2 separate regions of the Homo sapiens genome follow, and region 2 is linked to region 1. Evidence: read pairs that join two places in POLR2A ChIA-PET (ENCODE). Cell type or tissue: CD4-positive, alpha-beta T cell. All regions are shown on one strand. Links, peaks and the distances in the headings refer to the core of each region. The heading gives the core; the rest is flanking DNA.

Region 1 (5,380 bases), core at 110-5,109:
TTTGTTCTCATAAACCCTTCTTTTGGACAATTACACTTCTTTAATTGTTGTATGCTTTACAACACTCTTTCACATACATTATCTCATAGTAGGGAAAATATTATTATCCTCACATGTAGACGGAGAAAGAAATAAAGACCTGAAGGAGTGTAAATGATGTCATCATCAGCACCCCTCAATCAGTATTTTTTGGCAACTCCATGCAAACAGTTTTTAAAAGTCTCAAAAGCCAAATATCACCATCCTGATAGCTGCTTTGGTTTCATAAATTCAGAGGCTTTTTCTTTTTAAAGTCTTTTGAATGAGTCTCTAAGGATTGATATCCTCAAATAATATTTGCATTTGGCCCTGTATAGTGGATACAAAAACAAAAACAATCAACAAAAAAGAATACTGCTCTTTTACTCTTGTGAGGACAACAAAACCTTAAATGCATCTAGACACAAAAACATTTTCAACACACAGTTCATAGGAATGTCACCCAGATGCAGTAACTGAGAGACAAATGGGATTATTTGATTTGGAAGAAAGTGCATCGGTATTGTGATGGTAAGCCAGCCTCCTCCATTGCCACTTTGTTTCTTCCCAGCAGAATCACAAATTCATTTAGGTACCTACTCCACCCCATGAACCTCAGGAGAAGCTGAGTTCCAGGAGTGGATGTTATTGGTCTAAACCTAGCATTATCTCTTTTTTCCAAGAATTAGCCAGAAATTCCATGTCACCCATTCTGGTCAGTAGGATGGAAGAAACGATTTTCTGGAAGTTTCTGGAAAAGCTTTTACACACGTAAGACACAGAAATACAGTTTCTCTCTTCCAGCTGATGGGAGTGAAGATGCTAGTACTTCAAGCCCTCCTGGTAGCCATCCTAGATCCTGATGGACCTGCCTGAGATGGTATTGATGGGAGGATAGAGAGGAAGAAGTTCCCAGGTCATTGATAAAATCACTGGGCAACTGGGTCAGCCAATTCTGAAGCTTGTCTTACCTCTGGACTTTCTTTTATGTAATCTAACACTTGTCCTAATTATTTGAGCCAGATAGAGTTTGGTTTTCTGTTCCTTGCTGCCAAAAGCATCCTAACTGACACAAAGAATTATTCCTCTTCCACATTTGTCTTCCTTTCACAGATGAAGAAATAGGGACCCAGAGAAGCCATATAATGTATGCCAAGGTCACACAACCATGATTAAATGCCTTTTTTGTGTGTGAGATGGGGTTTCACTCTGTCACCCAGATTGGAGTCCAGTGGTGCAATCTCAGCTCACTGCAACCTCTGCCTCCCTGGCCCAAGCGACTCTCATGCCCCAGCCTCCTGAGTAGCTGGGACTACAGGCATGTGCCACCACACCCAACTAATTTTTGTATTTTTGTGTAGAAATGGGTTTTGGTCATGTTGCCCTGGCTGGTCTCGAACTCCTGAGCTCAGGCAATCCACCCACCTCAGCCTCCCAAAGTGCTGGGATTACAGGCGTGAGCCACTGCACCCAGTCTGTTTAAATGCCAACTTTATAAACCTAAGATTAGTTGTAAAGGAAATTTTAGAGATGGCTTTCAACATAAGTTGGGTAGCAGATTTATAACAAAGTTCTGGCTGACATTTAGAATAGTGATAAGCTGAGTAATAATATTCAACAGGGAATCTCAGATAACTTCAAGGGGCCTTTTGGAGTCCTGGTGTTTCAATCCAGAAATTCCTTATCCTCTCAGCATTACGTCTGCCAAGCCTACACACCAAGAAACCTGGCCCTGGGATGTTCTAGACAACAAGAAGTTCCATTTAACCACATTCCTTTAAAGTCAAGGGCCAGACTTAGGAAGCCAGCTTCTTGCTTTCTCTCTTCAAGCCCCTACCCGGGTACTTCTAGAGTATGAGAATCAAGGTGCCCAGAAAACAGAAACCAGCAGCCCAAATTGGAGAGAATTTAGACCTTAAAATCTTCATGGGCTCAAAAATTTTCTCATTAGTATCTGCCTTCTGATCATAACGGTCCCAGAAAATTCAAAACATGTCTTGCGGATCTGAAGCCACCCTGCATCTCCAGTGTTAGCGTAGCTCAATCCCCTTTTGTTTTCTACGTTCTTCTCCTTCTCTTCTACCGTCTTTGTCCACACCTCCCACATGTCCACCATATCCAGCCTGGGAAAGGTGCAGCCATGGCTGGGCACGGGAAGGAAAAGGAGGAGTGATGTGCCGTCCCCTCCCCGAAGTCTCAGCCCCAGGGTGGGGTATTATTCTACTTCCTAATCCTTACATTTCTGCAGTGGTTCCTGTCTCTAAAGTCTTCATGTCTCCCTCCACCATGTTTCTTGATGACACCAGAGTTTTATTTGAGAAACATGGAAAAACTGGCCAGTGAGCCCCTCAACCCCAAACCACACCCCCTTTGTGTGGCAGCACAATTAATACGAAGTCCCAGTGTTTGTGTCTGTAGCCTATATTGTTTGCCGTCTGCCTTTGGGAGAGGCAGACCTCCTTCAGGGTCTATCAGCGGCACTTTATTGTTTGTATCTTCTATTTAAATTTTTAATACGGATACATTGATAATTTTAATTAAAAATAACTTTCTGCATTACTTCACAACCTGTTTCTTTTTTTTAGTTTGCGGTAATATGTTGAGAATAGTATGTGATACCTGTGGCAGGAGAGAGGAGTAGATTCCTTTTAAGGCAGTTAGAGGAACTCCTTGTTGTTCAGGCAAGCACCAAGGCAAGAAGCAGTGACAATTTTTCACTGACAGTGCCCCAAACTTGCCCTGCAAAGCTTAAAAGGAGACGCTGCTCTTTGAGGTCCACTGCTTGAATCCAAGGCATGTGCTATGCTTAGTGGAGTGTGTTTAGAGCTCCTTTTTCCAACATGCCAAAAAAAAAAAAAAAAAAAAAAAAGATGCTCATGCTACTTCTTGCTTTCTGTCTATTTCTTTCTTGCCCTTAGGCTTAAAAGTAAGCATGATGGAGAACAAGAGAGAAGGCGTGCCCTGGCAACCATTGCCAGGAAACAGATTTCACTGAAGTCATAAATTAGAAAGATAACCCACTTACCGGAGGTGGGTTCATATGCAATGCTGAAAAATCTGCCAGTATAGAGAATATTGCTACCTTTAGCTTCAGTTTTTTTAATCACTCATGTTTGATAATTATAAAGATGTTTAAAGAGGAAATCATGATGTATAATCCTATCACTGTGTAAGCTCTGCTGATACTTTTTCTCATATAAATGTTTTCTTATGTAAAAATAATAAATACACATGGTAAAACAAAAATCAGACAGAAATATACAAAACAGAAAGTAAAAGTCTACTTAACATATGCTTCCTGCTTTCTTTATTTTTTAAGCTTAAATTTGCCAAAGGAGCTTCCTACTTTCAAAAACTTCTTTACACACACATATATAAATGTGTGTTCTTTTTTATTATTTATGTAAAAGAGATAATGCTGCTCACTTTTTTGGTCTTATATCTTTATTTTTCACTTTTTGGAAATCTACATCAATATTTTAATTCTGCTCTATGACTACATCATATTTTATTGAACCAATCTGCTTTGCAAATGAATTGGTGGATATTGTTGTCAATGAATGATTAAAGGACTTCAACACATTAGAATTAAAATGAAGCTATGAAATCACCTCAATTACCATTTATGAATTTATTATCTCTACTTAACAAGTGTTTATTGAGCACCTAGTATATACCAGACATTTTCTTAGGTGCCAGGGATGTAAGCAGGATAATCATCTCTGAGTCAAATGGATCATAGCCTAAGTGGAGGGAGATAGCTCAGCAAATCAATAATTACTGTCACTGCTGAGATATGAATAACAAAAAATGCTGTAGCCACTGAGATTAGAAGCCCAGTGTAAGCTAAAGTTAAAGGGTTAATGAGGAGAAAATCTTGAGCAAGCCACATGTGGGAAGGCTTGAAGACATGAAGTAGCACAATGTATTCATGGAGGTGCAAGAATTTGGGGGTGGTCAGAGCACAAGTTTCGTGAGGGAATCCAGCCTAGGCAACAGAGCAAGAGCCCATCTCTAAGGCCTTTAAGCTAGAGACAGAGGCTGGGGTCAAAGCCATACCACAAACTTTATCCCAAAAGCCATAGGGAGTCATTGAGGTTTTAAGTACTGTGGGGAGAAGGGAAATGGGAGTGATGTGATAATTTTTAAATAATTTAAGAAAAAAGCAAAAATTAAGGATTAAAATAGAAAAACTTCTGGCTACAAATTCACTCTCAGCATAGAGAAAGGAAATAAGAGCTAGATAAGAAAAATAAACGGGCTGCAGGTGCAGTGGCTTATGTCTGTAATCCCAGCATTTTGAGAGGCTGAGGTGGGAGGATCACTGTAGTTCAAGACCAGCCTGGGCAACAAGGTGAGACTCTGTCTCTATAAAAATAAAAATTAAAAAAATTAACTGAGCATGGTTGCTCATGCCTCTAGTCCTAGCTGCTTGAAAGGCTGAGATGGGAGAATCGCTTGAGCCCAGGAGTTTGAGATTATAGTGAGCTATGATTGCACCACTGCACTCCAGCCTGGGTAACAGAATGATGAAAACCCATCTCTTAAAAAAAATGAAAGAAGGAAGGAAGAGAGAGAGAGAAAGAAAGGAAGGAAGGGAGAAAAGAAAGAAAGAAAGAGAGAGAGAGAAAGAAGGAAAAGAAAGAAAGAAAGAAAAAGAAAGACCAAGCAAGCAGGGAGGGAGGGAGGAAGAAAGGAAGGAGAAAAGAGAAAAGGAAGGAAGGAGAGAGAGAAAGAAAGAAGAAAGGAAAGAAAGAAAGAGAGAAAGAAAAGAAAAAGAGAAAAAGAAAGGAAGGAAGGAAGGAAGGAAGGAAGGAAGGAAGGAAGGACGGAAAGGGAAAAGAGAAAAGGAAGGAAGGGGAAAAAAGAAAAGAAAGAAAAGGAAGGAAGGAAGGCAACAACAACAACAAAAACAGATTTCAAATGAAAAGTGAGTACGACAGGATACTGAGAGTATGAGCAAGATAACAAATTATTAAAGGATAGTTAAGAAAGGTAAATTAAATTTTTGATACAATATTCTAACTTAAATCATTCTAATGAATTTAATTCTCAATAAATATACTTCATAAAATCCATCAGGTAAGATGATCTTTGGCAAAGAAAAACTAGGATCCTTCTGAGTGGTGCACTGGAGCCAGCTAAATTGGTCATGGTAGGAGTATTTATACCATGGAAACTGGCCAACACACAAATCAGTTTTGGTTTTGCTTTTGTTTTCCCCAAGAGTGCCTGTTGTTAAACATTTGTCAGCACACTATTGAACCCTCCTTGAGTGAAGCAACTAGGAATCATTGAAAACATCCACAATTTAATTTCTTCCAGAGACACCAAACTATTTCTATGCCTCCTCCCAATCCCC
Region 2 (5,380 bases), core at 96-5,095, 53 kb before region 1:
TCACTCTTCAAAGTTTGGCCTTGTGGTAGACTCTTTACCAACTTTTTCTATTTTTCCAGCTGCTTCTGTTCTTAACTGCACTGGACTTTGGAGGTTCTTGCTTCTGTGATGTGCTGTATGGAATGTTTGTTGCTGATGACTAATTGTTCTGGGTGTAACTTCTCTGGGCGACGTCCAGTTCTCCATCCCCCTGCAAAATAAGCCAACTCTGATTTATATGTCTGCGAATCTCTGCTGAGCCATGGAGGTGGTTGTGGAGGGGAGTTGGAGTAGAAATGCTGTTGGAAACAGTACAGTTTGCTATGGCTTCCAGCTCAAGAGCGAGTCAAATGTTGGCTGCTGCTCAAGGTCAAAACTTGGGCAGAGGAGCAGAATTAGGTCTTGTCCATACAAATGTGATTCTAATGAGAATCCATCCATTCTTATTACTGGCTAAGTGGAAGGCCATGAGGATAGTTTCAAAGTTGGGAAGATGCAACCCTGAACCTTCTCCAGGGTTTCAGTGCCGTGTCTCGGAGTTGCTGTTGCAGGGAGTCACACTCTGCCCTTTTGGGGCTGGACAAGTCACCTCCAGATGGAGGCACAGCATTTAGAAGATGCTTCCTCTGAAAATCCCTCCTGGCTTTTGCATTTAATCGTTTCTGACCCAGTGTCATTTAAATCACAATGCCACCTTTGAGAGCTTTCCCTTACAGAAGGACTGTGGTGCAGCAGGCTGCCCAGCCATGCTCGCATGCATGAGAAATAAACAGCATTGACAGGCGAAAGAAATGGGATTATGGCACTTTTTTTTACTGGCTTCCTGCTTCACTACCTTTCAGCATTTCCCTAGGTAAATTCCATTCTTCACTTTCCCACACCACTTCCGGTGACCAAATATTGTCACTTGACGTGGAGCTCCGAGTCAGGCCCAAACCAAGGAAGTGACAGAGAGAGAATGGCATAGTTGTAATGGTGATGCAGGCAACAGCCTGAGAAGCCATTCTATTACCAGGACTCTTGTCTTAGTGGAAAAAGGATCACACTAAAATCCTTAAATGGAATGTGTTCAAGACAGTTTTAATGCCACTTCCTCCCAAGTACTTCCTTCCTTTTCAATCCCTACAGGTTGCCACTCTGCATTCTGGAAGGCTGAATGTAGGAAGAAAATAGCAAACATGGAAACCCTTGCAAGGAATGATTTGAGTATATTTATTTTTTGATTTGTTTTCCAAAGACTTTCAGATTAGGGGTTATGCATATTTTAGTCTTAGGTGGGTAAGGTGTAGCATTTAAGAATCATCTCTGTGTTTCTAGAACAAGAGTAGACATAAGAGAGAGGCGAGAAACACATCCTTATCAGGATAGTCTAGGTTATGCTGTGAGAACAAAGTCTCTCGAATCTCAGCAGTTTGCTGGAACAAAGGTCTATATTTTGTCCAAGCTATATATTTGTCATGGGTCAGCTGAACTCACTTCCACGTTGCCTTCCTGCTGGGACCTAGGCTAATGGAGCAGCATCTATTGGAAACATTCGTGGTATTGTTACAGAGGAAAAAGAAACATGGAAAACCACTCACTGGCTCTTAACGCTTCTGGTCATAAGTGACATATGTCCTTCCTGCTTGAATTCCATTGGCTAACACAAGCTATATGGCCACACCTGAGTTCAGCAGGACATGTTTTATCCTCTTGCAGGAGAACTACCACAGAGAAGGCCTCTGGAATATTTGGCAAGATCATAGTAATACAATCTGCTACACCCAAGTTTAAAAAATATTTAGCATGTGATAAAGATACATTTCAAATTATTGAAAGAAAGAATAAAACAAGTGGTCCTGGGGAGATTGGTAGCTTGGAAAAATGAAATAAAATGAGGTTATTATTGCATGTCATGCTTAAAAATAGAATGGATTCAAGCTAAAAAATAAGAAGAAATATAGATCAGTAACTTACAATATTGGACGTCAAATGCTTCTTTATGTATAAAAGCAAAGGTGGAAACTATAAAGGCCAAGACTAGTTAGAGCTTATTATAGAAAAATAAAATCCTTTAATAAGTAAAAAAAAAAAAAAAATAAACAGAACTAAAAGCCAACAACAAAAGGGATAAAAATATTTCCAATTTAAATAGCAAACGATCAATGCTTTTACTGATAGAGGAGTTCTTACTCATCAGGAAGACAAAGATGTTGAGTTGAATAGGTTTTTGCTTTTTGGATCAGATTTCCTTTTAACCATGCAGAGTCCAGGTGGGAACTTCTCTCATTTTGATTCATTTGGTGCATTTGGCTTCATTCTCTCATTTTAGTGAAGATCCTCTGCTTCACCCTGGGTTCAGGTTGCATTTTGCAGGCTTCCCACGTGACATCCTATGTGGTCAGAATCAAGAGACCATTATCTCAGCCCCTATCCCACATAGGTGAGGTTGGATTTCTACAGGCTTCTGCAGGAGCAGGCCAAGGACTTCCAAAATCTAATCTCCATCTACTCACATCTCACCACCTTCTCCATTGCCACCGTCATCCCCCTTGAGCCATTGCAGTCCCTTCCAAACAGCTTTTCTATTCCTGTTCCTGCCTCCCAGAATGCAATGTCTTTATAGCAGTAAATCAACTTCTAGCTTAAAACTCTCCAGTGGCTTTCAGGTGCACCTAGAATAAAATCTGACCCTTACCTTGGTTTACGAGGTCCTTTGTGAGCAGGCCCCTCCTAACTCTGTGACTCGTGGCACCCTCTGTGCACTCTTCAGGCTGCAGCCCTGTGGACCTTCTCCCCCTTGCATCAAATGCAACATGCTTGTTCCTGCCTCTGGGGCACTGGCCTTTCTCTCCTGGGTCCCCTCTGCCCAGGAGGCTCCTCCCTGCGTCCTCACATGGCTGGCTCCATTCTCACATTTCCACACTTAGAATCCTTCTCTGACCATATAATTTGAGCACCAGCCCTTACCCCCATCACTCTTGAGCTCCTTGTACTATTTTGTATTGTTTATAGCAGTTACTGCTTATTCAATATTATTTGTTTGTGGTTTGTTGTCATTCTCCTCCTACTAGAAGGAAAACTTTGTGAGAACAGGACCTTGTCCATCCCCGTGTTCACCACTGCATTTCCAGTTCCTGGGACATAGAAGGTGCTCAATAAATATTCATGGAATTGATGCATTCCTTAGAGGATAGCATCTGGTTAACAAATTTTCTTTTGCTATTATTGACAGCACAACTTTGATGGATTATTGTGCTACACAACCTCCTTCCTGGCAGGGAGAGAGGGGGCAGGGGGAGAATGAGGCAGACAAGTACATCTTTGCTGGAGCCAGAAACTGATGCTTCTGTTTATTGTCTTATGGTATCAGCCTCTAAAAAAGATGTTTTATAGGGCATGATACTGTATCTCCAACAAGAATGCAAGTTCTATTTTACAGGTGCCTGAGACACAAAGGGCCCTGGTCACTTTTCCAAGGTGTCATGTTTTCTTTTGGCTCAAGCTCATACCCAGAAACCTGGATAAAATTCTGTACTGGACAACTTGGGAGCTGTCAAAACTCCCTAACTTGTAAGCAAGCTGACCATAACACATTAGAAGGAAGCCTTTCAGAAAAACTAAACATCTAATAGATAAACTCCAATAACCTAAAATTCCACAACCTCACACCATCCTAAATAAGGCATCTGTTTAGCATAATGAGAAAAATATGGAATATGTGTCCAAATAACCTGGATTTGAATCATAGTTTTACCACCAAGAAAAGCTGGGTGAATAGAAAAAAAATCATTTCAGGCCAGGCATAGTGGCTCACGCCTGTAATCCCAGCACTTTGGGAGGCCGAGGCGGGTGGATCATGAGGTCAGGAGACCAAGACCATCCTGGCTAACACAGTGAAACCCCGTCTCTACTAAAAGTACAAAACATTAGCCAGGCGTGGTGGCACGTACCTGTAGTCCCAGCTACTCGGGAGACTGAGGCAGGAGAATCATTTGAACCCAGGAGGTGGAGGTTGCAGGGAGCTGAGATCATGCCACTGCACTCCAACCTGGGCAACGGAGTGAGACTCCATCTCAAAAAGAAAAATTTGTCTTCCTAATCATCATAAAACTATTGTTGTTAGGATTAGAAAAGGAGGTCTGCAAAATTGCTGAATGTGGCACTGGGCATATAGCTGGCAGTCAATAAGGGATAGCTTGATCTGAATAAATGTCCAGGCAAGTTGCTATATGAGGAGAGCCTTCTCTGCCTTGAGATACTGTGTCATTCTAAAGGCAGACCAAATGTGTGGATGTTTAGGTACTATCAAGTCGGAGGCACTGTATTTTTTTCTTTTCAAATTATTTGATATTATAGGGGAAAAAATCAGAACTTCTTGGACATTTTTAGACTTGTTTTACAGTTAAGCATTAACTCTGTGTAGAGGAAAGAGCTCTGTATCATTTTTGATGCTTAGAGCTTCAGCAGGTATTAATGGTCCCTGTCCTTCCTCTTCCTGTGATTGATCCCTTGGCTACCATGACCAGCTGTCTCCGATCTTCTGCTGGATCAGCTGCCTATCGCCTTGTGCCTTTTCACTGTGGGTTCTTTTGATAGTATTGGGCAGATGGGGTGGCAAGTCTCAAAGTCCCATGGTGGCTGCAGCCATGATCAGAATGTTTCTAAGGGAGCCCCAACTCTGCCACTGAGACGTGTGAGCAGAGCCCATGCTTCTTTTGCATTTATCCTCTCTGTTTTCATTCAGTGCCTCTGCAGACCCTAATGTCCTAGGGCGTGGGGTGGACGGTCCTCCTCAGAGAATGGCTCTGAGTAACCTCATCTCTGATGCCAGACAACAGCCACGGGGGATGTCTGAATCCTGATCTCCGCCTCCTCTCCAGACATCGCCTGAGCACACCCTTCGTCAGGGGAGCAGTCCCTATTTTCCACAGTCTAGGAGGGTGTTGACAAAACCTCTGATTCATTCCTCAGGCAATAGATGAAATCTGTCACCTCAATCAACGCAATGCTTGATGACAAGCACAGCATCGAGAGTTCTGTCCTAATATAGGTGAAATTCTATATACATTTTAGGTATCTTTGAGCCTTTTTTCATTGAACTTTAATGGAATTAGAAGCACTCCTGCCCTTTTCAAAAAATAGTTATTCTTAATAAGAACATATGAACATATGCTTATTATTCTTAATAACTATTTTTTGAAAAGGGACAGGAGCATTGCAAACAGGAAAGAAAATAAAGGGATAGCAGAGAAACAGAAATTTTGCATGGCAGTTTTGGAAAAATAAAGGAGATATAGCAGGAGAAAAAACTCCAGGACTTACAAAGACACTTCCCGCAGAAGGCAGGAGACCAGCGGGGAGGCTGCTATGATAATCCAGGAAAGAGACAGGAGACCAGGGTGGCAGCAGCAGTGGCAGT

Evidence for each region. ChIA-PET counts read pairs that join two places held together with the same protein. Peaks named below come from ENCODE experiments on the same cell type or tissue, not always from the same donor. Only the 100,000 strongest peaks of a DNase experiment are listed, where the experiment ranks them.
Region 2: POLR2A ChIA-PET joins it to region 1 with 5 read pairs; 4 of 35 experiments call an interaction of 5 or more read pairs at or near these places.

Annotation. Positions count from the first base shown.
Region 1 is chr12:67,587,610-67,592,989 of GRCh38, forward strand. LINC02442 (long intergenic non-protein coding RNA 2442) reads right to left here and starts at 2,381. Exons shown (of 3, transcript NR_183543.1): 1 at 2,257-2,381. RefSeq lists a silencer at 1,998-2,217 and an enhancer at 5,255-5,344. In CD4-positive, alpha-beta T cell, for the core only: no CTCF peak of the experiment used is centred there; a DNase peak (open chromatin) is centred at 2,982.
Region 2 is chr12:67,534,699-67,540,078 of GRCh38, forward strand. The region is part of intron 1 of LINC02408 (long intergenic non-protein coding RNA 2408); the gene reads left to right. Among named protein-coding and RNA genes, the nearest start is that of LINC02408, 17 kb to the left of the region's middle. In CD4-positive, alpha-beta T cell, for the core only: no CTCF peak of the experiment used is centred there; no DNase peak of the experiment used is centred there.